Regions from separate parts of the Homo sapiens genome. Here region 2 is linked to region 1. A link is a loop called in an ENCODE intact Hi-C map of the cell type or tissue named here. Cell type or tissue: left lung. All regions are shown on one strand. Links, peaks and the distances in the headings refer to the core of each region. The heading gives the core; the rest is flanking DNA. Region 1 overlaps TMEM255B (transmembrane protein 255B). Region 2 has its middle 12 kb from the start of SWINGN.

Region 1 (14,617 bases), core at 2,279-10,278:
GAATCGTTTCTGTGTCCTCCTGAGGTGCGTCCTCAGCCTCCGGTGGGCTGCGCCATCCCCCCTCCTCCCTGGCTGGGCTCCTGGGTGGGCTCTCGCCATCTGGGCGTCAGCTGGTCCCCGGGAGCAGCCGAATTGCTTGTCATGAACTCTCAGACCAAACCTGTGATTGTTTCTCCCTCTTTTTCCATAAATCACACTGAAAGGCACTGAAGGTTGGTGTTAGGCCTTTGTCTGCCCCAACGGTTTCATTATATGAAGGCAAGTGTGGGAGCACATTCACAAAACACACGTGCGTGCGCACGCATGCACACACCACGGCCCACATGCTCACACTCGCGCGCACACACACACTCCCACGGAGGTGCGTCATGGGAGCTTTCTCAGCGGGTGGCTGGGTGACTTGCTATTCTATGGCTTCCAGACGGTGGTTTCCACTGTGCTCCAGGCGCCCGTGGCCGTGGCCCCGCCGAGGAGCAGGGTCCAGTCTCTGACCGCAGTCGGGGGTGTCCCCAGGTTCCGGACCTCGGGCGCCTGTCCATTCTGGAGGGCCACGCGGGGCATGCATCTAGGCAAGTGTGGGAGCCTCTTGGTTAGAAACAAAGCAGGGCCCCTGGCCGGGGCCTCCCAGGGCTGACTTTAGGACGGATGCGCAGACAGCACTCACTGGAGCTCAGATGCCATCGAGGAAAATGTGGCACTGCCTCGTGTGCTGCTGAGGAAGAAGACAGATGGTGAATTACAGCTCTAAGGGCGTCATATGGGGAGATGCGTGCCTTCCAACTGTTGAGAGAGGCCGAGGACACCGTGCTGCTAGGCCTCTGTCCCCATGGGGTTCCGGCACACCGCCCTCCCTCCCAGCAGGAGCCTCTGTCCGTGGGGTTGGGGTGCACTGCCCTCTCTCCAGGAAGGAGCCTCTGTCCCCTTGGGCTACTCATTGTTACCTGTGGTCTCATGTCTGTCCCCTCAGGGGAAGATAAACACCCAGAGACAGAGACTTGTGTCTGCTTCCTCCATTGCTGTGTCACCTAGAACGCATCCGGCCATAATAGTACTTCACCAGTGGGGGCCCAAAGGACCGATGAGTGATTCTCATTCTCATCTGTTGCAGTGTTACTAGTGGTTTCTAATACTTTTCTTGGTTCAGAACTAGGAGCCTTTGAGAAATACTAATAAAACTAAACGTGGGCAATGTGACCCTAGCTTATTTGCAGGTGATGCAGTTTTGTGGCATTTTAGTTTTGGTACTTCCTGCTGTCCTCTACCATAGCAATTATAAGCACTTTGCAATGGTCAGTTTATGGGTCTGTCTTCTTCACTAGTCTATAAATCCCTTAAGGGCAAGAACTGTGTCTCGTTATCCTTACCATTTGGCACTGTGTCTGCTCCATGAATGTTGCAGATGGTCGGATGGATTGATAGTTGGATAGGGCCACAAATGGGTGTATGGCTGAATGGTTGGATGGATGGATAGAAGGATGGATAATGGGTGGATGACAGGAATGGATGGATGGGTGGATGTGGATGAATGGAAGTATGGATGATGGATGGATGGATAGAAGGATGGATGATGGATGGATGGATGGATGTGGATGAATGGAAGGATGGGTGATGGATGTGGATGGATAGAAGGATGGATGATGGATGGATAGATAGGAGGATGGATAACGGATGATGGATGGATGGTGGACAGATGGAAGGATGGAAGTATGGATGACAGATGGGTGAATGGATGGATGTGGATGAATAGAAGGATGGATAATGGATGGATGATGGATGATGGATGGACAAAAGGATGGATGACAGATGAATGGATGGGTGGATGTGGATGAATCGAAGGATGGATAATGGATGGATGATGGATGGATGGTTGGATGATGGTTGGATGGATGGATGTGGATGAATGGAAGGATGGATGATGGATGTGGATGGATAGAAGGATGGATGATGGATGGATACATAGAAGGAGGGATAATGGATGATGGATGGATGGATGGAAGGATGGATGACAGATGGGTGGATGGATGGATGTGGATGAATGGAAGGATGGATAATGGATGGATGATGGGTGGATGGATGGAAGGATGGATGGATACATGGATGGATGGATGGATGGATGAAGTATGGATGACAGATGGGTGGATGGATGGATGTGGATGAATGGAAGGATGGATGATGGATGCATTATGGATGAATGAATAGATAGATGTAGAGGATGGAAGGAAGAATGGGTGGATGCACAGATGATTGATTGGATGATTGGATGGATGGTTGGGTGGGTGGGTGGATGATTGGATGGTTGGAGGGATGAGTTTATTGGTCTGAAATCCTTCTTGCTACCTTCCTAGTAGAAGAGACAATATTTTCTTTTATGAAACGATGCAGGAGCCTAACACCTGTGATGTGGGGTGGTAGGGATGCCCCTCAAAAGGCCAAGCACCTGTCTCCCTTCTGCTGCCCTTGTTGACTGATGGAGAATATGCATGGCCCGAGGTACCCTCCCATGGGGCTTTCTGCTGTCTGGCCTCCTGGATGCAGCAGCCCAGCTGCTCTGCAGGGAGCGTGGAGTCTCCCATCTTGTGTTCTGTGTCTGGGAGGCTCAAGTTGGTGTTGGCCTTGGTCCTTGAGGCCCTGAGCCTGAGACCCACAGGCCTGAAATTGCCTCTGGCCTCTCCCGCCTGGAGGCACCTGTTTTATTCCATCTGTGTTTATCTGTTTCTCTAGGAACCGAGGCCCCTCACCACGGGAAGATGCCAGTTTTACTCCAGTGGGGTGGGGTACTTGTACGATGTCTACCAGACAGAGGTGAGCAGGAGCACTGAGATTCATGTGGGTTTTGCTCAGCTAACCCCGCCGACCCCACGCGGTTTTCCCTGCACATAGGCGTGGTCTGAATATTTTGATTCTAATAGTTCCTGGGGGTCACCCCTGCAGCTGGTGAACCGTTGATGCCCCCTGTGTTTGGGACCTTGACATTTCGATGTGCTGTATTTCACTCTGGAGTCAGAGTTCTGGACTTGCTTCATTAAATCACAACAGTCTCAGAGTGCACGTGTCCAGTTCTGTATGGCTCTTCCAATTAGCATTTTTCTAATTTAATTATTGCAATAAGAAGCAAGGATAATACATTTACAGTGTCCGAGAAACTTCTGGATTTCCCTGAGCCACCGACAGCGGCAGTGTGACCTCATTTCTCTTTCCAGGTGAGTGAGATGCGGGGAGTAATGACCCGCGGGCGGCCGCCGCCTTCGCCAGGACCGTCGGAGGGCACAGCTCTGTGACGGCGCTCTCTGTGTGTCTCGCACCTGCCCTGTGTGGATTCCTGGCTTTAACTAAACGCAGCCTCTCATCCTCAGCACGCGTGTCAGAGGAGGAGGAGCTGGAGGCCCTCTCAGTGGCCAGCACCTGCCAGCTTGTCTGGGACTCTCCAGCAGCTGCCGGGAGGCATCGTGTGTGTGTGTGTGTTTATGTGTGTGTGTGTGGGGGGGGGTAGGCAGGAGGCGTCCCGTGTGTGTTTAGGGGGGAGGTGTCCTGTGTGTGTATGTGTATGTGTGTGTGGAGGTGTCCTGTGTGTGTGTGTGGGGGGGGGTAGGCGGGAGGCATGCCATGTGTGTATGTGGGGGGGAGGCATCCTGTGTGTGTGTGTGTGGAGGTGTCCTGTGTGTGTGTGTCAGGGGAGGCGTCCTCTGTGTGTGTGTGTGTGTGTGTGTGTGTGTGTGTGTGTGTGTTGGGGGGTGTCCCCTGGCCAGGGCTTTCAAGGTTGTCACACAGAGGTGGCAGGTGTCTCTTCTGAGGCTGCCAGTGCTCAAGCCTGGGGGGAGAGCGCCCTGGGACGGGGCCTGTTCTGCCGCCCTCCGGGCTCTCAGGCTTCTGTGCACCCCACGCCGAAGGCCTCCTGGGCTCTGTCCTTCTGCCCACGCACCCTGATATTTCCCTCTGCTCCTGGGATCATGGAGAAGCAAGGCCTCTCCTCTGAGCCCCGATTATCCGGCCTCTGGGACCAGCCTGTGCCCCTGACCCCTCCTGCAGGAAGGGTCCTGGCCCCCGAGCCCCCAAGCCTCTGTGTCTGGAGTCGGGGGAAAGTCGGGGGAGGCAGCTGCTTGGCTGGGCCTCAGTGGCCGCTCCCAGCTCCCATGAGGCAGCCCTGCCCTTGGTGGGGTGGGTGAGGTGGTGGGCACCGGCATGTGACCTGACAAGGCCTCTCTGCCCCAGGTCACCTGTCACTCCCTGGACGGCAAGTGCCAGCTGAAGGTGAGAAGCAACACCTGTTACTGCTGTGACCTCTATGCCTGCGGGAGGTGAGGGGCACCGGGGACCCCCATATCTACACCTGCGGGAGGTGAGGGGCGCTGGGGACCCCCGTATCTACACCTGCGGGAGGTGAGGGGCGCTGGGGACCCCTATATCTACACCTGAGGGAGGTGAGGGGCGCTGGGAACCCCCGTATGTGCCTGCAGGGGTGAGGCCTCCATCCTTCTGCTCCTGACATCACCCCCCCCACACCCCTGCACCTACATCGTCTCCTTTACTCCTTAGATGTTTACATGAGGAAAGGACATTGAGTCCATTTCACAGATGAAAAGACAGAGGCTCTGAAATGTTGATCTGCCCAAGAGGACACAGCCCGTGTGTGTCGGGCGAGAGTTTAAACCTGGCCTGGCCTCTGAGGCCCCAGGCATGGCCCCCTCTTGGGACAGGGGCCCGTGACCCCGACGGCCTTCCCATCCTGGCGTGAAGACAGAGATGGCTCAGCCGGGGCCCAGACACCCGTCCTGCCAGGCCATCGAGGCGGAGGGGCGGGCCCGCCAGGCCCAGTTGCCGCTCTTTGCCACTGTGGGCCCCAGGTGGGGAGCCTCACAGGCCAATCCCATCAGACATAGGTTTGATCTCCCAGAGCAGTGCAGGGATGGGCGTTGACTGGGCTCCAGCCCTGATTTCCTCCCCCAGCCCTGCAGGGCTCAGGTCCAGAGGACACAAGTTTAACTTGCGGGTGGTCACTTGCCTCGTGCGGTGACGCCATGGTGCCCTCTCTGTGCAGCGCAGAGCCCTCGCCCGCCTACTATGAGTTCATCGGCGTCAGCGGCTGCCAGGACGTGCTGCACCTGTACCGCCTGCTCTGGGCCTCTGCAGTTCTGAACGTCCTGGGCCTGTTCCTGGGCATCATCACCGCCGCCGTCCTGGGGGCCTTCAAGGACATGGTGAGGCCCCTTGGTGGGACCCCCGCTGCTCACTGGGAGCCGGGGCTCCGGGTCCATTTCCCCGGGGTGGGCTGGGGGGCCTCCAGCCCTCACTTTACAGATGGGGCACTGAAGCCCATGCGTCTGTCAGCAGGGTGTCAGGGTGACAGCTGGCGTGCACCGACTCACCTCGGGGCCGTCCTGTCCCAAGCCTGTCACAAGAATCACCTGATTTAATCCTTGCCTCCCCGCTGAGGTGGGCACAGCCGTCCCCAAGAAACAATGTTCAGCTCCAAGAGGGAGGCCCAGCCCTTGTGCACTAAGCTCCCATCATTAGCAACTGCCTGGGGCTTCAGATGGGCAGGTCTGGGCTGGGGCTGAGCTGATGCCTTAGCAAACCCCAGAGGCGAGACCCATACAGCCAGGATTGGCCTGGGCAGGAGGAGGGAGGGAAGGGGCCCCTCGCGGGAGGTGGGCTGGACCCATCCTGGAAAGGCCGGCCCTCGCCCGGGAAACCACAGGGAAATCACTGGCCCGGGCCGGATGTCCTCTCTCTTCTCCCTCCTCTGCCCTCTCCTGGCGCCTGTTTCAAACCAGATGTTCTCGTGGTGTGCGGCCAGCAAACCCCGCCCCCTGAACTTGCAGAGAAGCTGTAAGGGATGGGCAGCCAGGAGTGAGGGAGCCCCAACCCCCAGAGTATCCAAACGGCAGCCCAGGGACGAGGGGCGCCCCCTCTTGCACCCACATGAGGAGGCCTGGCAGCACCAGGCAGACGCACATCATGCAGGCCAGACCCGGCCCAGCGAGGCAGCGAAAACACTCCTGAGCGGCTTCTCCATGCCCTATTCGTCCCAGAGGCTGTCCATGACTAAAAATTAGCTCAGCTGGGAACCCTCCTGCCATCTGCTTCTCAGCTCCTCCTTTTCTCAACACTTTTGTGCTTCCAGACAAAACTGGTGAAGCTGAGAGTGACCCTGGCATCCCGAGGTCCAGCCCTCTGGCTCCCCACCCAGTGGCCCCCCAAGCCCCACCCTGGGCCCCCAGACGCCCGCACACCAACACAAGACAGGCACCTCCCAGGGGTCCTTGCTCTGTGGTGACAGCCGGCCGGCCCCTGCGGTGGGAGCGGGAGTCTGGGGTCGGGAAGGGTCTCTGCCGGGATCTCGCGGGCTCCGGGCGCCTTTGGCGTCTCCTCGGTGCAAGCTTCTCTGCCTCGGCAGCTCAGTGTCTCCTCTCAGCGGCCGTCCCAGGAGGAACTGCAGCCGGATTGTAGACAGGACACAGAAACGCTTGTCTGGTGCAGGCGCCATGCTCGCCACACAGGCCCGGGGTGTCCAGGGTTTTCCGGAAGGGGCTCGTGTGTTCATTAAAGCCCGTGATAAAATGCTGGAGTGCAGGATCAGGAACAGGTGATACCTCCAGGGCCAGCCCGCAATGCAGAGCCACACCGGCTCCAGGAAGTCTTCCTCGAACCCAAAGCTCAGGGCTGCAGAGCAAGGAGAGGACTTGCTAACCTTCACACCCACCAAGCAGGCCCTCTTGTGAGTTTAACTGATTTTGCCATTTAAACATTTTGTTAAGGAATGAAGATGCTTCCTTCATTCCTTAACATTCCAAGCTGGACGTGCCCTTCGTAGACGAGGGCAAATTACTTGTGATGGGTGCGTGGGAGGCACTTAACGTGCCGGCAAGGGCGGGCGGCTGAGCCAGCCTCTCAGGGGCCTCCTCCGCGTGTGACTCCGTGGCCCCCGTGTTCTCTGCTTTCTGTGCACTCGCCCCGGCCCCATCCTCAGGCCACCGCCAGCTCAGAGGCCTCCCCACCCCTCTACCTGTCAGAACTGCAAATCTCCTGCCCCTCCCTCACGGAGCACGACCCTCCATGCCCATCCAACCTCCCAGGCCCACCTCGGCTGCCCCCCTGCTCTCTGCAGGGTCTGAGGCAGAAGCACGGCCTCCTGCACATGTGGACCAAGGACCAGCTGCCCAGAAGGCCCTGCCCCTTCCCACCTTCCAGTGCCCGCTGGGCAGGGGGCTCCCTCCCAGCCCCAGGGGTGCGGGCAGCACCGTTGTCTGAGGACACCTCAGGCCTGGGGTCATCACCCTGTCCCGGGGTTTTCACCGTGTCCCCGGGTTGTCACCGTGTCCCCGGGTCGTCACCGTGGCCAGCCCCTCGCAGCGGCTCTGGCCTGGCTTCCCCGCCTTTGCCATCTTCCCCTGGCTTCCTCCAGGGTGCTGCTGAACCTGGGGGTGGGGGCTGGGGAAGGTGGAGGGGCACCTGTGTGAAGGTGGGGAGGGAGGCGAAGCCCGGGTGCCCTCGGCCCAGTCCCCGCGTTTCTGGCCCGGGGAAGCCCTGAAGCTTGTGTGAGCCATGGGCCCCTCCCTCTGTAGGGGATGAGGCCGGCCGGGGCCTGAGTTGGAGCCAGCACCTTCTTTGGAGAATTTTAACTGCCTGAGTGAGTCAGTGAAAGTGTGGACGGGAGCTCAGGAGACTTTGGTTTTGTTCGCATTCCCCAGAAACCCCACGCTGGTTGGGGCACAGGCTTGGGGAAGCGAGAGCCATCAGCCCGGTGCTGAGAGGGCCCTCCCCACCTGCACCCTTCTGTGCCGAAAAAGCAGACTTTGGGGCCCGGAGAGAAGGAAACCAGTGCTTTTTTCTCCCCCCCCAAAAAATCAAAAAAGTAAAAGAGAGCCCGAGCCGAGCGGTCACCCAGTGTGACTAGCAGGTGGCGGGGCCCTGGGACCAAGATGTAGAGAACCTCAGTGTAAAGCTACGCCGGGCCGGGGTTAGCTCCAGCCTGGGTATAAACGCACGCCGGGCCGGGGTTAGCTCCAGCCTGGGTATAAACGCACGCCGGGCCGGGGTTAGCTCCAGCCTGGGTATAAACGCACGCCGGGCCGGGGTTAGCTCCAGCCTGGGTATAAACGCACGCCGGGCCGGCGTTAGCTCCAGCCTGGGTATAAACGCACGCCGGGCCGGGGTTAGTTCCAGCCTGAGAGTCGGGGGTCGAGGGTGCTGGGCTTTCTAGGAAGGCTGGACAGCCCTTCCCTCCACTAGGGGGTACACGCCGACCACCCGTCTCCTCTCCATGGCAGGTGCCTCTGTCCCAGCTGGCCTATGGCCCAGCCGTCCCACCACAGACCCTCTACAACCCCGCCCAGCAGATCCTGGCCTACGCAGGCTTCCGCCTGACGCCCGAGCCCGTCCCGACCTGCTCGTCCTACCCTCTGCCCCTTCAGGTAGGGCCAGCATCACCTGCTGGAGTTGGACGCGCTGGTCACAGGCAGTGGGATGGACAGGATGGGGCTGGGGTCGGAGGGGATGAGGTCTTGCAGCCGCCTCACCTTCTGGATTAGGGATGGGAGGTGGGGGGCAGTGACAACCCTGCCGTCAGGGCACAACCTCCCTGCAAGTATGGCCGGGGACCGCGCCAGGTGGCCCTGGTGACCCGCCACCATGCTCTGCCGGCAGCTGGCTCTTCTGACCCCGGGGCTGGCCCCGCACAGGCCTGGGCAGCTCCCCGCTGCAGTGGTGGAGGCTCCTGCGTTTGTCTGCTGGTGGACATCCTGTGGGCATGGCCAGGTTATTTAGGTGGAGCCATATGGATCTGCCAAAATCCAACCCCATTTTACCCGCAGACGTGGAGACATCATAGGGTTCATCCTGACATGATGCTATTGACCTTGGAGATGACGGAGGGAGAGGCCATGGTGGGGGGCGAGCAGGACAGTGGCCCCTGCCTGCCTGTCCGATTTCCACTCCTGGGCATGACCGCCTTCTGTGCCATGAAGCTCTGTGCTGTGGCCATGGGTGAAACAGACCGGGCCACGTTTCTTACCTCGGCACTGTAGGCATTCAGGGCTGGCCAACCGCTGTGCTGGGGCACCCTAGGTGCTGAGGGTGCTGGTGGGCCCTGGCCTCTGCCTGCGGCATATCAGAGCCGCCGGTGTGACAACCCAAACTCTCCGGACGTGTCCCGTGTCTCCTGCCTGGACGTGCCGTGTGCCCCCGGGGACACAGTTGAGAACCCTGGTCCTGATAAACGTGGGCTTCCTTTCTGGGTGGGAGGCACTGCCCACATGCCCGGCTGACTGGCAGGTCCTTTTGCGTGAGTTAACAGCAGCCTCTGCAGAGAGAGCTGTGTCAGGCCCAGCCCGATGAAGCTGCAGATTAAAGCAGGCACCGTGATGTGTTTCTGTGCGGGGAAGGGCAGGGTGAACGTGGGGAGTCGTGAGTTTTGAAGTCACACATGACACAGGTCTTCAGATATTCCACAAGAGGACCCTCTCCCGACACATGACGTTGTCAGGAAAAGATCTTCCTTAGAGGGACATCCGGGGGAGGCCTGTGCACACTCTGCCCTCACGTCCAGGACAGAGAGGGCTCAGGTTTGAGCGGGGCCCGAGAGCCACGACCTTCTCAGCTCACCTGGGGACCTGCACCAGGGACCCCGAGGAGGGAGCAGGAACCAGCACTCATGGAGATGGTGCGTCTGGGGGTCCCTGGGGTCCAGGGGCCTGTGGGGCTGCTGGGGGTCCCTCGCGTTCAGGGCCTGCTTGGGTCAGCCACCTTCAGCCATGCCCGGGACACAGCAGCTGTTGGGCTCAGTGGAGATGACCAGGGCCTGACAACATCTCCTCGTGGAGGGATCCCTGCACCTCATACCTCAGTCTCCCCTCTCACTTCGAATATAAAGCTGGGGCCCTGCTCCCTGGGAACACAAGGCCCCTGCTGGAGGTCTGGCCTGGAAACATCTTTTCCATTTCTGTGACGGGGGAAGATGTGGTCCCCAGGGTCAGATGGCGGGAGCTTTTGCCAGCGACCCTGCAGTGGTCACTCCTGCAGGCAGGCGCGTCTGCTTGGTGCCACAGGCAGCTTCATCCTTCCCCAAGCCTCCTGCCCCTGCCCCAGGGACGTCCCCATCATGGCAGGGACCGTGCCCCCAGGGCCACAGCCCTGTCCTGGGGGCTTCTCTCTGGCCTCCTGGTCTCCCGTGGGAAGTTTGCCAAGCCCAGAACTGGAGGCCCGCAGGGGTAGAAGGAGGAGGCCCGCAGGGGCAGAGGTATCTCCAGGGACGCTGGGCCTGCAGGTGCTCCCCAAGCGGCTCTACACAGACACAGACTTGGAATCGCATGGGTGCCAAGAACGTGCAGCCCAGAGCATAGCCTCGGTGGCCCATGCTGTCTTCCATCCTCAACCTCAGCCGCTGCCCCTCAGGGCCCCAGAGGAGAGACAACACGTGGTTCCATCAGCCCCTTCCTCTTCTCTGGCTCCAGGGCTGGTTTGGGCCGCCCTGGTGCTGGGGCCCGGCTGTCTGAAGCTCTGGCTGTGAGGGGCCCGGCTTCTCCAAGTTTGCATTCTGACTTGGGACCTTGGAGACAGTGAGGCTTTGTGGAGGGAGGGGCTGGTGACTCCCTCAGGCAGGTGTGTCCTCCCTGCCTGTGAGCCCCACGGAGGTGTAAGATGTGGGGGTGGTCCTTCCCGTCACACGCAGGCTTACGGGATGTGGAGGGTGGTCCTCCCTGTCACACGCAGGCTTACGGGATGTGGGGGGCGGTCCTCCCCGTCACACGAGGGCTTACGGGATGTGGGGGTGGTCCTCCCTGTCACACGTGGGCTTACGGGATGTGGGGGGTGGTCCTCCCCGTCACACGCAGGCTTACGGGATGTGGGGGTGGTCCTCCCCGTCACACGCGGGCTTATGGGATGTGGAGGGTGGTCCTCCCTGTCACACGCAGGCTTACGGGATGTGGGGGGTAGTCCTCCCCGTCACACGCAGGCTTACGGGATGTGGGGGTGGTCCTCCCTGTCACACGTGGGCTTACGGGATGTGGGGGGTGGTCCTCCCTGTCACACGCAGGCTTACGGGATGTGGGGGGCGGTCCTCCCCGTCACACGCAGGCTTACGGGATGTGGGGGTGGTCCTCCCTGTCACACGTGGGCTTATGGGATGTGGGGGGTAGTCCTCCCCGTCACACGCAGGCTTACGGGATGTGGGGGGCGGTCCTCCCTATCACAGGAGGGCTTACGGGATGTGGGGGGTGGTCCTCCCCGTCACACGCGGGCTTACGGGACGTGGGGGGCACAGGGGCAGATCCACTTCATCCCCATGGTGCTCCATCCTCATCCACCCTGGGGCTCTGGGTTTACGCAAAGGGTGGATGTTCCCCTCTTCCTCTGGGGAGGCCTGGGGCCCTCAGATGGCCCAGCCAGCCTTTGTGCCAGGCCAGCATGTGTGGGAGCTTAATATACGCACGCTGATAATTGGATTTCAGAGATGGCAAATCAGATGAGGCTCATGTGCTCCTCAGAAGAACAATGGAGGAGGGGCCCTGCTTCCACAGAGATGGAGAGAAAATATTCAGGGTGTTCCATGGAAGTCGTTAGCAGCAGAAAATACTCCCACTTGAGACAGTGGGGGATGGGGAACAGTGACTTGGTGGGGGAGGTTTTGAGCAGTTAATAAAAAGGACAATTTAAAGAGATCACCTTCCTTGCACCCAGCAGCTTTGCCAGGCATGAAGTGCAGGGGAGGACGTGGCATCACAGCAGAAGATGAGTTCCTGCCCCGTTACTAAGAAACATGCCCTCCCTTCCCCTGTGAGATTACTCGTGGGCAGGGCTTGTCCCTAGGGGGGCCCTGTCATTCAGTGGTTAACCCCGTGGTCCCAGGGTTTACTCTGTGGTTCCTGGGGGTTTATTCCATGGTTCCTGGCGGTTTACTCCATGTTCCTGGGGGTTTACTTTGTGGTCCTGGGGGGTTTACTCCATGGTTCCTGGGGTGTTTACTCCGTGGTTCCTGGGAGTTTACTCCATGGTTCCAGGGGTATTTATTCCGTGGTTCCTGGGTGGTTACTCTGTGATTCCTGAGGGTTTAACTCTGTGGTTACTGGGGGTTTACTTCGTGGCTCCTAGGGGTTTGTTCTGTGGTTCCTGGGGGTTTACTCCGTGGTTCTTTGGGGTTTAACTCTGTGGTTTCTGGCGGTGTAACTCTGTGGTTCCTGGGGGGGGGGTTACTCCATGTTTCCTGGGGGTTTACTCCGTGGTTCCTGGGGGTTTACTCCTTGGTTCTTGGGGATTTATGCTGTGGTTCCTGGGGGTTTGCTCCATGGTTCCTGGGGGTTTACTCTGTGGTTCTTGGGGATTTATGCTGTGGTTTCTGGGGGTTTACCTCTGTGGTTCCTGGGGAGATTACTCTGGTTCCTGGGGCTTTACTCCATGGTTCCTCGGGGTTTACTCTGTGGTTTTTGGGGGGAGGTTATGCTGTGTTTCCTGGGGGTTTACTCTGTGGTTCCTGGGGGTTTACTCCATGGTTCCCGGGGGCTTAACTCTGTGGTTCCTGGGGGGAGGGGTTACTCTGTGGTTCCTGGGAGTTTACTCTGTGGTTCCTGGATGTTTACTCCATGGTCCTGGGGGTTTACTCCATGGTTCTTGGGGATTTATGCTGTGGTTCCTGGGGGTTTACTCTGTGGTTCCTGGGGGTTTAACTCTGGTTCCTGGGGGTTTACTCTGTGGTTCCTGGGGGTTTACTCCATGGTTCCCGGGGGTTTAACTCTGTGGTTCCTGGGGGGAGGGGTTACTCTGTGGTTCCTGGGAGTTTACTCTGTGGTTCCTGGATGTTTACTCCATGGTTCTTGGGGATTTATGCTGTGGTTCCTGGGGGTTTACTCTGTGGTTCCTGGGGGTTTAACTCTGGTTCCTGGGGGTTTACTCTGTGGTTCCTGGGGGTTTACTCCATGGTTCCCGGGGGTTTAACTCTGTGGTTCCTGGGGGGAGGGGTTACTCTGTGGTTCCTGGGGGGAGGGGTTTACTCCGTGGTTCCTGAGAGTTTACTCCATGGTTCCTGGGGGTTTACTCCGTGGTTCCTGAGTTTTACTCCGTGGTTCCTGGGGGTTTACTCCGTGGTTCCTGAGTTTTACTCCATGGTTCACTCGGTGGTTCCTAGGGAGTTACTCCATGGGTTCCTGGGGTTTATCTGTGGTCCTGGGGTTTACCCCTTAGTTTCCTTAACTGCTCATCTGCTGTGAAGAAGAGTGGGTGCTACAGAGTTGGAAGTTGGGAGCTCCCAGCAGACTTGAGAGAATGTTCCCTAGTGTCTCACTCTGTCGCCTGTGGCCAGAAACCTGTGTGAGTTTCGGGGGAAGAAAGAAATGAGGTTGGCAGGTGTCCCTGAACCACTGGATCCCATGAGCCTGGGCTGTCAACCTCAACATTGCAGTCCCTCTGAGGAAGGGCCCCATTCTCAGCCTTACCTACACCTGTGCAGAAATTCTGCTGTCAGGATCCAGAGGTCCTGCTAGCTCCCAGGGCGTCTGCAGTGCAGAGCTCTCCAGGGAGAGGCTCAGACAGGCAGCTGGCTTCTCTGGGGATGCTGAACACGCAGGCTCAGACAGGCAGCTGGCTTCTCATGGGACCCTGCAGGCTGGGGCAAGAGGAGCACAGAGCACATCTGGTAGCTTGGAGTTTGAAAAACTCTTCCTGTGTTATTTCTTAGAAGGAGTTTGTTTGCTTTATTTATTTAAAATTTGATTAGAAGTTCCCCCTAGAATTTAAGGGGAAAAAAAGAAAAGAATTAAGATGTGTGTTAGCAGTTGGAGAAAAACTAGAATGTATCAATTTAAAATCTGTGCCGTTCTTCGCTTTTCTGGTCTCAGAATTACTTGGGTGGGTCTATGTGTGTTAGTCAGGGCTCTCTAGGGAAGCAGAGCCTATGGGAGAATACAGGTACCTACATATGAAGAGAGAGATCAATCCATCGATTCTGAATGACTGGCTGATGACTGTGGGCTTCAGGTGCACAACCACAGGGAGGGGGCAGGCTGGAGACCAGGGAGGGTGACGCTGCCCCGGGAGTGCCTAGGCCACTGGGGCAGAGTCCACTTCTCCTGGGGACCACAGCCTCTTTCCTTAACGCCTTCAGTGGAGAGGAGGGGCCGTCCGTGTCCAGGGGCTGAGGCACTGTACGCAAGGGTGTCAATCACACCTGAAGATGCCTCCACGGCAACACCCAGATGCGTGTGTGAGCCGCTGAGTCAGCCACGGTGACACTGAACCAGCCACACGCTGCTGGACGTGTGGACGTGTGGGGTTCATACGTGGGGCCTTTCCCAAATATGAAGAGTTGGGTGAGCCCAGGGGCCCCAGGCCTGGTGGACCCTAACTGTTGGTTTTGGAGTCAGGTCAGAGGCTCGCTGGCTGTGAGGAAGTGGGATGTGGTCTGAGGACACCCTTCCTGGGGCGTCCACCCCCTGCCCCATGCAGCTGTGGAGGCCAAGGTTGTGCCAGTGAGGCCCCGGCCACCCTCTCCTGTTCTGCCCCGGGCTGGGGCTGCTCCTTCTGGTGGCCCTGGGTCTGTGGGGTGGGGGCCCGTGAGAGTGGTCCTGGGTCTGTGGGGTGGGGGCCAGTGAGAGAGGTCCTGGATCTGTGGGGGGGGCCGGTGAGAGAG
Region 2 (14,617 bases), core at 2,899-10,898, 140 kb after region 1:
TTTCTACAAAAATCCTGCTGGGATTCTGATTGGGATTGTGTTGATTCTGGAGATCAATCTGGGGAGAGTTGGCATCTTCCATGAACATGCTATGGCTCCATTTATTTAGGCCTTTTTTCATTCCTCTCATTGATGTTTCTCAGTTCTCAGTATATAGGACTTGTAAATCTTTTGTCAAGTTTATTTCTAAGTCCTCAGTAATTTTAGCTTTGCATTTTGAGCTAATTATAGCTTCACAAAAAGTTGCCGAATAGTACAGAGGGGTCCCACATTCCATTCCTCAGCTTCCTACAATGCAGCACTTTGCAGAGCTACAACAAATTCTTAAAACCAGGAAACTGATATGGGCACCACGCAAGTCACTGGATGACGGAGCTCATTTGGACATCCTAGGTTTCCGTGTGTTTGTTTTATTCTGGGTACGACTCCGTGTGGAGATTCTGCGATGTGTGGCCGCATATGTGGATTTCTGTAACCACAACCACATTCGAGATGCATGACCGTCCATCCCCACAGGTGTGAGGTGTGCCCCGCGGGGCCCTTCTCTAACCCACAGCACCCGCCGGCGTCACTCATCCTTTCAAGAGTGTTATGGGAACGGAGTGCGGAATGCAGCCTTTGAGATGGAGTTTTCTCCCAGAGTCTGTTTCTCTCCGTTGCTGAGCACGTTGTGTGGTGTGGAGGCACCACGATGCGTCGGACACGCACCTGCTGACAGACAATGGGGCTGTTCCCAGGTTTTCGCTGTTCCAAATAAAGCTGCTATGATCGTTTGTGTGACTATACATTTTAATTTCTCTGCGATAAATGCCCAGGAGTACAATCGCTGGGTCATAATGGCAGGTATGTGTTTGACTTTTTATGAAACTACCAGACACACAGGATGGATGGAGATGAGTCGGATGCATGGGCAAGGGTGTGGGGCCACAATTAGAAGAAGGGGTCTTGCAATTTTCCTTTTAAAAATCACTTTCAAATAAAGGAAATAGACCCACACATACATGGTAAATTACTTTCCAACCAAGGTGCCAAGACAACTCAATGGGAAAAGAAAGATTGTGTGTGCTGTGGGCTAATTGGCTACGGTGAATCGAACTGCCCTCCAAACAGTGGACTCTGGGCAAGTGCTCGAGGCCTGCCTTTCAGTGGTGATCCTCACCACGCCATCTGGGCCCCACTGCTGGGCTCCACGCATACACACTGGAAAACCAGACCTGAGCGTGTCGCTGCGGAGATGTGCTGTGAGCCACCCTGATGGGGTCACACGGGAACTCCGCCAGCACCTCTAACGGGCCCCACTTGGTAGGTGCCCCAGTTATGGTCTCCAGAATCCAGCCAGGAGGGAATGTAGTCTGAAGAGAAGCAAGTTCTAAACGGGCTCTGGGAAGGGGCTGTCCTTGCACCCGGAGTGAGGACGAGGTATTGGCCCTGTGGGGAGCTGACTGGCTACAGGGAAATATTTTTGAGGAAATCCTGGCCTTCTTCCCTTCCATTCCCACTGGCTCAAAGGAGCCAAGGCATTCCTCCCTCTTCTGGGCAAGTTCTCCATTTTGCTTCCGACGTTACAAGCCACTTCAGACCCTTCCTCCCAGCACAGCCCGAGGGGGGGAACAGTTTCCTGGCCAGTGGCGAGAGGGCCTGGGCTGGCCGCCTTCCTGAGGCCTCAGCCTTGCTGGGATGGGGCTTGGTCCCTGCGGCTGTGGCAGTGACTCGGCCCCCGGCGCCCTTCAGCTCCTCAGGGAGAGGTGGAAAACAGCTCTGGAAAGCCACTGGGAGGGGCGACTGCAGAGGTTAGGGGCCCCTGGCCCTGACCGCTGCTTCTCCAGCAAGCCTGGCCCCCTTGTGCTATTAACCAAGAAATGCTTGGCCTGTTTGCTTCCGGCTGTGAAGCGCTGGCCCTGGTGGAAGCCAGGACAAACAGAGCCCGGGGTAGCTGCTGCGGGGCTGAGCTGGGCTGAGCCAAGTCCTGATTCTACCAACCCTGGCTTTTGTGGGATTTCAAATTGTCCTCTTAAATATCTCCCAGAAAGCAAACATTCTTCCTCTTTAATGAGGAAAGGGATTGGTAGAAGGGGTCTCTTGACATCTCCCTGGAAGGGCCAAACTGGCAGCCACTGGCAACACCACTCGGGTTACCCACGGCAACCATTGTTTTGGGGTAAACTGCATACGTGCCCTTAGGGTGGGAGTTTTCCTGCCGGGAATGCATTTTCATTTTTACACTGAACTTTTCTCTGCTCCCAGCCCGCCAGCCACCGGCAAAATACACCTCCCAGATTAGGGTGCTTTAAAAGAGAAATAAACAGCCCTGTGCCCCCAGGGGCCATGCTTGGGCCTAGTGTCAGCTAAAAAATAGCAGCTTTATGAATCGTGATCACAGACAATCCTTGTGCCATGTGAAATGGACGCAGTCACACTGGATATCATTTTAAAATCTAGAGTTGTTTAGCACTGAGTTGATGAAAAGACGGCAGGATTCCATTAAGTTCAAAGTTCTCTAGCATTGGACAGAAAAGCCATCTACATGTAACCGATTTTCATCAAGTTCAGAGGCTCAAAGATGGAGGTGGAAAAGACAGACCTCAATGAAGAGCCGGAGAAACTCAGGAGTCAATTGAGTCATCAGCCCAGGTGAGTGTGGCTGCTTGGAGTCTCTGGGTGAGCAAGTAACTGCCAGCGGCTTCTTCCTACTCAAGGCCCGGATAGAGCCCATTCATCCAGGCAACATCCATGAGTGTTGATAGAACATTCATCCAAGTTCTAAATGGGCTCTGGGAAGGGGCCGTCCTTGCGCCCAGAGTGAGGATGCGGTATTGGCCCCGTGGGGAGCTGACCGGCTATGGGGAAATATTTTTGAGGAAATCCTGGCCGCCTTCCCTTCCATTCCCACTGGCTCAAAGGAGCCAAGGCCTTCCTCCCTCTTCCGGGCAAGTCCTCCACTTTGCTTCCGACATTACAAGCCACTTCAGACCCTTCCTCCCAGCACAGCCCGAGGAGGGGGAAACCGTTTCCTGGCCAGTGGCGAGAGCTGCAATAGAGAAACAGTTTTACACACGCAGAGCCGGCTAAACAGGACACTAGAGTTTTATTGTTACTCACATCAGCCTCCCTGAAAATGCAGAGACCAGGGTCTCTCAAGGCTAGTTTAGGGGAAGAGAGTCGGGTGGGTAGGCAAGGGCGCTTGCTGCTGACTGGTTGGGGGTGCAGTCGTCGGGGTGTGGGAAATGGTCCTTGTGCCCCGAGTCGCTTCTGGGTGGCACCAGGGAGGCTGACCGGTCCAGGGGGGGAAATCAGTTGTCAGACTTGCAAAAAACCTGAAAAGACATCTCAAAGGCCAGTCTTAGGTTCCACCGTAGTGACGTTATCTGCGGGAGTAGTTGGGAAGTTGCATATTTTGAGCTCCAGAATAAAGGGGGGTAATCCTTTGTGTCTCCATTTTAGCAGAATTCAGGCTCCTCTCGTCCTCGTAGCCTAGTGGTCTCTCAATAGCTTTACAAAGGCTGTTGAGTTTTGCGGAAGGGTTATTATCATTTAAGCTATAAACTAAATGTCTCCCAGAGTTAGCTTGGCCCAAGCCCAGGAATAATTAAGGGCAGTTTGAAGGCTAAAGGCAAGATGGGAGTTGGTTACCTCGGGTCTCTTTCACTGCCATAATTTTTCCACTGTTATAATTTTTGCAAAGGTGGGTTCATGCCTGTGGCATCCCCGGTCCGAGGCTACAGGACTCTCCTCCCAGGGATCCAAGTGACTGTGCAGTGACCGTGGTCACGCCACAGCCACCAGCCAGAGTGCAGTCCACATCGTGGCCACGTATGGCTCCTACAATCTCAAGCTTGCCGAGAAGGCAGCCGTAAACCCGCACAGGTTAGAGTCCTTTCCCTTGGTTATGGTAACAATCATTAGCACTGGGGTCTTTCCGAATCCAGATGCAGCCACGACCTCTTCTCATACACAGCTGCAGGTGAGATGAACATCTCAGTAGCGTTGTAAACCAAAAGGCGTCTGAGATAAGGCTCAGTCAATTTAGGAAGTTTATTTTGCCAAAGTTCAGGACGCACCTGTGACACAGCCTCCGGAGGTCCTGACAACATGCCTGAGGTGGTCGGCGCAGAGTTTGGTTTTACATATTTTAGGGAGACATGAGACATCAACATACATCGGATGAACGCTGGTTCGGTCCGGAAAGGCGGGACAGATGGAAGCAGGGAGGAGGCTTCCAGGTCGTAGGTAGATAAGAGACAAACGGTTGCACTCCTGAGTTTCTGATTAGCCTTTTACGGAATGCACAATTTACAGGAATGGTCACTCATGCCTGAGTCTGGCTCAGTGAAATGAGGGCAGAGGAAGTGATCAGCTGTGTGCGTTTGTCTCACGGGAGCAGTGGGGTGACTTTGAGTTCTGTCTGTGCTTTGTCCACAAGGAATTTCTTTGTGGGCAAATCGTGAGGCAGGCGTGTAGCTTTTTAAAATCTTTGTAGTTCCCTTACTCAGGAATAGAATGGGAGGCAGGTTTGCCTGGCACAGTTCCCAGCTGGACTTTTCTCTTAGGCTCAGCGATCTGGGGTCCCGAGAATGATTTTCCTTTCACAAGATGAACATGCAGCTCAAAGGGGGAGTGGGATGTGGTTGCGGCCTCAACTGAACGCCTCTCTGGACCCAATAATTAAAAGGACTTGCTCCTCAGATAAAAGTGCTTTTCTTTTCTCAATAGTGAGTCTATGAGGTTCCTATCTGCTGCTTTAACAGATTACCACAAACCTAGTGGCTTCCAACAGCTCAAATGTATTATCTTACAGTCCTGGAGGGGAAAGTGTGAAAAGGGCCTCAGGGTGCTGAAGGCAGGGCTGGCAGGAGCCTGGTGGAGAAGCCACTGCTTTCTTTTCTCAGCCTCCAGAGACGGCAGCAGCCTTGGCCCACGGCCCATCTTCAAACCCAGCATCTTCAAATTGCTCTCTCTTTGACCCGCCCACCTGCCTCTAAGGAGCCCAGACCTTACGCTGGGTCCAGCAGCCTCTCCATCCTCCCTAAACTCCAGGAGCACCCACCGAATAATCCAAGGCTATCTCCCGACTTGGGATTCCTAACCTAGTTCCCCCTGCAAGGTTGCCCTGTTCAAGCGTCCTGGGGGTTCAGCCTCCGACGTCTTTGGGAGGGGCCCTTGCTGTGCCCACCACTGGGAGTCGCTCCCTTCCACACGTCCGCCGTGAACTTTCCATTCCAGAAACACTGCACCAGCTGTAGCTTCTCTCAACACACAGCTCTTTCCTGTCTCCAGGTTTTGCTCAAACTTCCCACTGCCCAGCACGTCCTTCCAAACAGCCTTCACTCACTCTCAATCCCTATGGAAAACTCAGCTTGGGCCTCACGCCCAGGAAGCCTCCTGGCCCCAGGAGGCTCAGGCCCTGCTGTGCACACCACAGCACCTGCGGCCTCCCTGGGAACCCAGCCACCCCCACCCCAGGCCCACGTTTCCTCAGCCAGCTCCTCCCACGATCCCTTCCAAGCTGGCATTCCAGACCCGCCAGGTGCCTTTCACCCTGTTGTAAACTCCGGGAGGGCAGAATTCAGGTCGGACTCATCTCTGTGGCCTCAGTGGAACTTGCTCAGCTCAGGGTCAGGGACAACAGCGTCCGGCTTCTCACTCCTTCAGGTCCCGGCCCTTTGCACATAGGCTTGGCTGCCTGACACGTTCCAGCCAAGGGCTGCAGCTGGCCCCTTCCCCCCGCCCCGGTGATGCCAGAAGCCACATGTTCCGGAGTGTGGAGCTGCAAGATGCAGGCAACCCAGAGCCAGAAGGGGACCACCCGATGGGGAGGACAGAGACCACCCGATGGGGAGGATGCAGACCACCCGATGGGGAGGACAGAGACCACCCGATGGGGAGGACGCAGACCACCCAACGGGGAACACGGGGATCACCCAACTGGGAAGATGGGGGCCACCTGGACGGGGGGAACGGGGACCACGTTGATGGGGAGGACAGAGACCACGTGGATGGGAAAGATGGGGACCACGTGGATGGGGAGGGCGGCACCACTCAGCCTGGTTCACACCTTTTGCAATAAGCAGCCGCCTCCTCCTGGGCTTTGGGCTGAAGGGGGACCTGCTCCAGGTTCTTAGCCGTGAAATGGGCACAGACCCGTTTCTCACCCCTGACAGGGAGGCTGTCCAGCCCTGGAGATGTTGTCACTCAGGCTCCCAGTGACCTCCTGTGCGCTGTGTATCCTGGGCCAGGGCACTGACCTCTCTGGGCCCAGCGCCATCTCATGCTCACAGGTCTGATGACAATACTTCTCAGGAGGTGCTGGGAAGGCCAAAGGGATCATCCCATGTGCTTCTAAGTCAAACACGATTCAGCGTGAAAAACACTGGCCTGGGTCATCAAGAAACCGGGTGCCAGGCAGGATGAAAGGAAGTGCCGCTGGCCTCATCTGAGCCAGAGCCTCCTGTCTGTCATGTGTGTGGGCTCTGACGCAGGGGGACCAGGATGCCCGGGTGGCAGCCGTGATCAGGGGAGGCATTCGGGCCACCTCAGAGGCCCCAAGAGGCTACCTGCCTGCCTGGCCCTGCCCATGCGGCCAAAGTCCACCCCAGGGGCGGGGGCTGCGCCTCGGCCTCAGATGCACCGTCAGCCGCATTTGGCTCCTCTTACTACTGAAGAGGGGAAGGAAGAGTGTGCAGCAGGGGCCTGGGCCGTTTCCCCGGAAGCGAAGAGCAGGAGGCCAGAGCCAGGTGGGCTCCCCTAGACCCTGCGGTGCTGCCGCCAAGCCCCCCACCCCCAGATGAGCCAGCCTGCAGCACACACTGGCGGGGTGGATGCCAGCCGAGTATTCCCAGGGGAAGCACTTTCCCTGTGCCACCCAGACAGAAGACGCAGGTGCTGGTTTCCTATGGGGCTCTGCGTGAGGATGGGCGTCTGGGACCCTGGTCTCCTCTAGGACTCCATGTGTGAGGCTGGGCATTCGAGACCCTGGTCTCTGGGACTCCATGTGTGAGGCTGAGCGTTCGAGACCCTGGTCTCTGGGACTCCATGTGTGAGGCTGAGCGTTCGAGACCCTGGTCTCTGGGACTCCATGTGTGAGGCTGAGCGTTCGAGATCCTGGTCTCCTCTGGGACTCCGTGTGTGAGGCTGAGCGTTCGAGACCCTGGTCTCTGGGACTCCATGTGTGAGGCTGAGCGTTCGAGATCCTGGTCTCCTCTGGGACTCCGTGTGTGAGGCTGAGCGTTCGAGACCCTGGTCTCTGGGACTCCATGTGTGAGGCTGAGCGTTCGAGACCCTGGTCTCTGGGACTCCATGTGTGAGGCTGAGCGTTCGAGATCCTGGTCTCCTCTGGGACTCCGTGTGTGAGGCTGAGCGTTCGAGACCCTGGTCTCTGGGACTCCATGTGTGAGGCTGAGCGTTCGAGACCCTGGTCTCTGGGACTCCATGTGTGAGGCTGAGCGTTCGAGATCCTGGTCTCCTCTGGGACTCCGTGTGTGAGGCTGAGCGTTCGAGACCCTGGTCTCTGGGACTCCATGTGTGAGGCTGAGCGTTCGAGACCCTGGTCTCTGGGACTCCATGTGTGAGGCTGAGCGTTCGAGATCCTGGTCTCCTCTGGGACTCCGTGTGTGAGGCTGAGCGTTCGAGACCCTGGTCTCTGGGACTCCATGTGTGAGGCTGAGCGTTCGAGATCCTGGTCTCCTCTGGGACTCCGTGTGTGAGGCTGAGCGTTCGAGACCCTGGTCTCTGGGACTCCATGTGTGAGGCTGAGCGTTCGAGACCCTGGTCTCTGGGACTCCATGTGTGAGGCTGAGCGTTCGAGATCCTGGTCTCCTCTGGGACTCCGTGTGTGAGGCTGAGCGTTCGAGACCCTGGTCTCTGGGACTCCATGTGTGAGGCTGAGCGTTCGAGACCCTGGTCTCTGGGACTCCATGTGTGAGGCTGAGCGTTCGAGATCCTGGTCTCTGGGACTCCATGTGTGAGGCTGAGCGTTCGAGACCCTGATCTCCTCTGGGACTCCATGTGTGAGGCTGGGCATTCGATACCCTGGTCTCTGGGACTCTGTGTGTGAGGCTGGGCGTCTGAGACCCAGGAACGTGCTGGAAACAGGAGCTGTTGACATCGTTTCCCAGGCTGGGCTGCTGCTGTTTCTCTGCCTGTCAGATGGAGACACAGTTCCAGCCTCGCAGGTGGCCTTCAGCACAGCACGCCAGGCACCCTGGGTGCTGCCCCCACTCTCCCCACCCAGAAGGCAGCTGCGCAGGGTCCCTGGCCTGGAGGACCTGCCTGGACCTGCCCAGCGCCCTGGACGAGGTCTGCCCTAGGCCTCCGCATGTCACCTGTCCTCTGAGCAGTTCCTGCCACTGCTTTACTCTCACCGCCTTCCTCTCCCCTTAGCACTTTACCTCCAAATGGGCTGTCCTTGCCGGCGGCTGACTCATTGCTCCTCCAGAGCAGGGAAGTTTGCAATGAGCTGAAGTCCTGTGGAGCCCAGAGCCGGAGGCTCACCCCCAGATTTAATTAATTAAAAAGTAAGAGCTTGTGAAGGTCACAGGGGCCAACATGAAGAGCTGCCAAAGGCCGATCATGGTGGCATGAGCAACAAAACGCACAGAGGCCGTGCTGATTGCAAACCACAGAATCCACTACTGTGGTCACTGACCTACACTTTTCACAAACCACAGAATACAATAGACGCATATGAGTTCTGCTGCTGTCGCCACTGGCCGGGTCAACACGCAGCCCGGGAGGAGGGACCCACTGCTCTTCCCTGCAGGAGAACCTCGATGGATAAATGCCTGAGGAAATGGGGAAACAGAAAATCACCACGAGTCAAAGTCCACGGAACTGATTGCTGCTGACAAGACCCCCATGGATGCCAAAATCAGAGAAGTTCCAGGAGAATCAGGATTTGGTCTCCCAGTGTCTCCAGGACGATTATCCCCTACAGAGGAAGGACGGCGATTTGACCAGGAGACTCGGCAGACACCACCTGGACCTGTAGTTGGACACATCAGCTCAGGAGCCACTGAGAGACAGCCTTACCTCCACAGGATGCTTGCCAAATGGGCTGGACTTCATACAGTCCTGAGAACACGAGACAGCAAAATCCATGCCCAGCCCCCAGGACAAGGATGGCCAGAGCTGACGCGGGCACGGGCAACCAGGGGACTGGGTGTCTGGATGCAGTGAGGGAGGATGAGGGAGACGGCAGGGCGCGGTAGGAACCCCTGGGCCAGCGGGCTCCAGGCAGCGGAGGCGGCCTGTTGGTGATCGGTCAGCCAGTTACTGTGCCCTTTACCTTGAGGATGGGACACAGGTCCTCTGGCGTCTCCTTGGACTCCCTGATGCCTCTGAGAAAGGCACAGCGCCCCAGTGCCCGCCGGAGGTGAGGTGGGAGCCAGGTGGGAGCAGTCAGTGCCCCTCACGAGCACTGCAGATGGCCGGCGGCCATGGCTCTCTAAGGCCCGCTTGGTGGATGCTGAGCCCTGCCCTCAGGGAGCGCTGGCCCCTCGGGTCCCTGGGCCCTGACAGTCCCACTGAGGCTCGGCTCCATTTCTGCAAATGGCTGCCTCCCACAGGAGAGCTCGGGGAGAGCTCCGGGCCGGGGTCAGACAGCAGCGTTGGCTCCTGTCAACAAAGAGTCAAACTCTGTAAAATGTGGGGAGATTCATTCTGAGCCCAAGACAAGTGACCGTGGGCCATGACCCAGCCCTCAGGAGGGCCTGAGGACATGTGTCCAGGGTGGTCAGAGAGTAGCTTGCTTTTATGCATTTTAGGGAGAATGAGACTTCAGGCAATACATTTAAGAAATATGCTGGTTCGGCTCAGAAAGGCAGGGCAATGCAAAGCAGTCAGGGGAGCAGAACTCTCAGGTTATAGGAAGATTTAAAAACTTTCCGGTGGACAATTGGTTACATTTATCTAAAGACCTGGGATCAATAATAGAAAGGAATGCCTGAGTTCAGATCCAGGATCCTGGAAACCCAGGTTCTTATTTGTGGAGGAGGCCTTCAGGTAGCAGCTTCAGAGGGCTGTGAAATGTTTCTCATCAGACTTCAGGTCTGTGTGGACGTTAATGCTGGAAAGGTAGAACGAGGCATGTCTGACCCCCGTTCCCGTCATGGCTGGAAACCACCTCTCGGGTTACATTTTAAGAGGGCTCTGGTGAGGACGAGGTCCACTCAGATGGTTGGGAACCTTAGTGTTTTATTTTTGGCTTACGCTCTGTTGGTGGGTGATGACGAGTGTCAGGCATGGCCCCTTGCAACGTGAGGGAAGGCAGCAGGGCCTGTGGCCAGGGCTGGTGGGAGCCCTACCAGACATTCCATGGAAACACCTGGTGGAGGAGGCTCTCAGCAAATGCCCGCAGTCCCTGCACCCGGCTGGCACATCTCCACGAGCGCGCCTCCTCCACACACTCATCGTGGGCAGGTTTGGTCATCACTGACGGGCTGCTCTGCCTCTCCTCTCCTCTGGCTCGGGACCTTCAGTATCCCGACAGGAAGGAATGCGGTACAAGTGCATCCCAAGACGCACGCTGCAGGTCACCCCAAGGCCTCACAGACCCCAGTCACCCCGGGATGGATCCCTCCCCAGGTTGTGACCTTGCTCCCCTCCTGCTGGAAACCTTCTCCAGACACAAGCCCCTCAGGTGGCAGGGCTCATCTTGTCCTGGAGGCTGCCTTCCCCTCCCCTGATGCTCCAGACCCCTCCAGGTCACCTGGAGATGGATGCAGAGAAGCTGCCCAGCTCCCCATGTCCAGGGTCACCTCACTGCCGGGACCCCCTCCAGTGGGCTTGCACCCCCCTGCCACCCCATTCTGATCCCGGCTCTGCTGAGGCCATCCTGCTGCCTGCCAGGACCAGGTGCCAGGGCAGGTTGCTGCTGGATGGGCTTCCTTGCTGGGTTACCTGCTCCGATGGGGAGAAAGGTCCTCCTTACACCGCACTGACAATGGCCTTGGAAATGTTCCCCTTGCGGCCCTGTAGGTGTGTGATGGGCCCTCCAGGTGTGTGACGGGCCCTCCAGGTGTGTGATGAGTCCTGCAGGTGTGTGCTGGACCCTCCAGGTGTGTGACGGGCTCTGCAGGTGTGTGACAAGTCCTCCAGGTGTGTGATGGGCCCTCCAGGTGTGTGACAAGTCCTCCAGGTGTGTGATGGATCCTCCAGGTGTGACAAGTCCTCCAGGTGTGTGATGGGCCCTCCAGGTGTGTGACAAGTCCTCCAGGTGTGTGATGGGCCCTCCAGGTGTGTGACAAGTCCTCCAGGTGTGTGATGGGCCCTCCAGGTGTGTGACAAGTCCTCCAGGTGTGTGATGGGCCCTCCAGGTGTGTGACAAGTCCTCCAGGTGTGTGATGGATCCTCCAGGTGTGACAAGTCCTCCAGGTGTGTGATGGGCCCTCCAGGTGTGTGACAAGTCCTCCAGGTGTGTGATGGGCCCTCCAGGTGTGTGACAAGTCCTCCAGGTGTGTGATGGGCCCTCCAGGTGTGTGACAAGTCCTCCAGGTGTGTGATGGATCCTCCAGGTGTGACAAGTCCTCCAGGTGTGTGATGAGTCCTCCAGGTGTGTGACGGGCCCTCCAGGTGTGTGACGGGCTCTGCAGGTGTGCGAAGGACCCTCCAGGTGTGTGTCAGGCTCTCCAGTTGTGCGTGGGCCGTTCCGGGTTTCATGGGCCCTCGGATGTGTGATGAGGCATCTTCCCGGGAACAGCAGGCAGGTTACTTTGTGCCCTCTCCCAGGCCACACCACATGGCTTGTGGTCCACTGAAACCATCAGGTCTTCTCCCAGCACTTTAAGAGGCCAAGACAGGCGGATCACGAGGTCAGGAGATAGAGACCATCCTGGCTAACATGGAGAAACCCCATCTCTACTAAAAATACAAAAAACTAGTCAGGTGTGATGGTGGGCCCCTGCAGTCCCAGCTACTCAGGAGGCTGAGGCAGGAGAATGGCGTGAACCCTGGAGGCAGAGATTGCAGTGAGCCGAGACTGCGCCACTGCACTCAGCCTGGGCGACAGAGCGAGAATCTGAGAAAGAAAGAAAGAAAGAAAGAAAGAAAGAAAGAAAGAGAGAGAGAGAGAGAGAAAGAAAGAAAGAAGAAAGAAAGAAAGAAAGAAAGAAAGAAAGAAAGAAAGAAAGAAAGAAAGAAAGAAAGAAAGAAAGGAAAGAAAAACAAACCAAGTCTTCATCTGAGCTACTCCCAAGTCAAGGCCCTTAATACTGTGCTCTAGTAAACGAAAATGTAGCTCATTTTGTTCCTCCCTTGGGAGGCGTCGAATCGTCAGTCTGTTTCTCTACATATTGACCCTTTTGTTCAGATTGTGACAAGATCTGGCCATTGCCAGTCTTATCCAGGCCATGTGACAGGAGGTCAGCCAGGGGAACCACCTTGAGGTCAGTGCATGTTTAGAGTCCAGTGCTCTGTGGGCTGGAGTGCAGGGCAGTAAACCCACCGCCGCCCGTTCACTGTGATTTAGGGTCCAGTTCACCGCACTGTGGGCTGGAGTGCAGGGCAGTAAACCCACCGCTGCCCGTTCACCGTGAGTGAATGCCGCGTTTAAAACGCTAACCGAATTTGGCGTTCTTGCTGACACATTTTTATTGCTATTGTACGAGGTATCAGTGCAGAACGGGTTTGGATTGGTGACGGCTTTATTTGCGCCCCGCTGTGTCAAGCTCCCCAGCGGAGACCCTCACCTAGCACTGTACTCCCCACCGGCCAATTGGACCAACGTCGCGTGGAGGAAGAACTTGATGAAAGCTCATCTTGAGAAGCACACGCACCCCTCTAACTCACGTAACAGGACCTATGTGGCATGTGGTTGGAACAGGGTTTCCCAGGACCCTCGGGGGGACCAGTCCCCCTCTGTGGTGGGGCATCCTGGGAACTGAAGGGCGTCCTGCAGGCTCTGCACGCGGCACACAGGAATGCCAGCCACACACACACTTGACACACAATGCTGGCGCAGGAGGACCCAGGCCAGGAGGCTGTGTGGGTCGTCAGCCGGGTGAGGTGGTCAGCTGTGTCAGGTAGTAGCTAGGCCAGCACAAATATCCCAGTGTGCTGTGGGTGGCAGCTGCTGGTCCAGGGAGGACCCCAGGGTGAAAGGAGGGCACTGGGGTGGGAGCAGAACGGGGCCGCAGAGGACGGAGAGCCTGTCCCTGTGCCCTATGGCATCGTCAGGCCACGCTGGCTGTTGGCATCCAGGCCATTGGGTCTCCTGGGTCCTCCCCTCCACCCTGGAACAGTAGAGGGGTCCGAAGCCTGGTCTGACTGCTCGCTGGCCGAGGAGGAAACCTGCGCCCGGCAGCTCTCTGAGGGTCTCACAGTTGGGGAACAGCAAAGCCACAGCAGAGCTGGGGCTCCTGGCTGCCCTTTGGAGCCCCACAGCGGCGATAGGAGAGGAAGGCCTGGCACCCTTGGGGCCGACCGGCAGGTGCGTGGGCCGAAGGCACCCGTGGTTACTGCTGGGGCTGTCTCTTCCCTCTCTCTGGCTGTGGCCAGCACTGCAGGCCAAGATGCTCTGGGAGAGAGGGGCCAGCCACAGACCCGGGGGCTGTCGTCAGCCTGGCAGCACTACAGAAGGTGAGGTGGAGCGGGAAGCCTGAAGATTCCTGAAGGGGCCTTTGGCCCTGGAAAAGGCACATCAGAGCTGCGTGCTTGGAGGAAACGCTGTATATAAAATTTGGTTCCTCAATGCTGCTGGAATCTTCCACACCGTGGCTCCAGGACAAGCGTCGGGGCAGGTTACTTACGGGGAAGGGGGTTGGGGGAGGCTGGAGCAACTGGGAGTAAAATACTGGCTGCTGCCAGGGCAGGAGGGCGGACCAACCTCAAAGGGCCCAAAAGACCCAGAACCCGCTCCAGATGGGCAGGGCAGCCAGGAGTAGGTCACTGCTGCCGTCTGCTGTCGGAAGCAGGAGTTTCATTCTGCCCACGTGGCCTCCAAGTTCCAGCAGAAGACAGCTCCTCAGGAAGCAGGGAGCTCAGGGCCTGATGGGGCCATTAGGCCTTTTTATTTACCTGAAATGATGGCCCAAGGCTGGGTGAGGCTTCACAGATGTGAGAAGCAGCTGGCATCACAGTGGGTGGAGCGGGGAGCTGGCAGCAAGGCTTGGTTGGTTCTTGGCCCCACCTGTGCAGCTTCTGCGGCCCCGGGTGTCCATTTCCACCTCCCGAGATTCCTTGGGCCCAGGCCTGTAGTGGACACAAGCAGGTCCCGGACACACAGCCAAGCAGATGCGCAGCCATGTAGACAAGGAGCCCAGGAAGCACACAGGCTGACCCCGTGACACTTCCCCCCAGACACTCACTCAGGGGTCCACACCCACCATGGCCCATCAGCCAGGCCATTGGGAGGATGACAGCATATCCATGGGATTGGGGGTCAGCAGTGCTTTCCCGACCCCTCCTCCATGATTCTGGCCTGCCGAGCACTGACTGCCCTCTCTAGGAGCCCATGTCCAGCCAGGGTGCTGCCCCAGCGCCCATCGGGGCCATGGAGCGGGGCTCAGGCTGACCCATGAAAAGCCCACGTCCTGCCACAGGGACTCAGGGGACTTCTCATCGTTCCCAAGAGATGGTGTGGAGTTCTCAAAAACCTGCCTGAGCACACATTTATATCTGGCAATTT

What was found. A loop is a pair of places that touch in the nucleus more often than their neighbours do. Peaks named below come from ENCODE experiments on the same cell type or tissue, not always from the same donor. Only the 100,000 strongest peaks of a DNase experiment are listed, where the experiment ranks them.
Region 2: a loop joins it to region 1, with 2.0 times the contacts of the local background. A loop is called at or near these places in 70 of 110 quality-filtered maps.

The regions. Positions count from the first base shown.
Region 1 is chr13:113,796,618-113,811,234 of GRCh38, forward strand. TMEM255B (transmembrane protein 255B) reads left to right here. Exons shown (of 9, transcript NM_182614.4): 5 at 2,722-2,802; 6 at 4,210-4,295; 7 at 5,036-5,195; 8 at 8,268-8,411. Among named protein-coding and RNA genes, the nearest start is that of GAS6-AS1, 12 kb to the right of the region's middle. RefSeq lists enhancers at 4,543-5,417, 7,123-7,681. In left lung, for the core only: no CTCF peak of the experiment used is centred there; DNase peaks (open chromatin) are centred at 4,132, 4,805, 5,124, 5,764 and 6 weaker places.
Region 2 is chr13:113,933,527-113,948,143 of GRCh38, forward strand. It overlaps a transcript of C13orf46 not described here. Among named protein-coding and RNA genes, the nearest start is that of SWINGN, 12 kb to the left of the region's middle. RefSeq lists enhancers at 2,466-2,967, 2,968-3,449. In left lung, for the core only: no CTCF peak of the experiment used is centred there; DNase peaks (open chromatin) are centred at 6,742, 8,231, 9,365, 10,420 and 1 weaker place; H3K27me3 peaks cover 1,865 bases.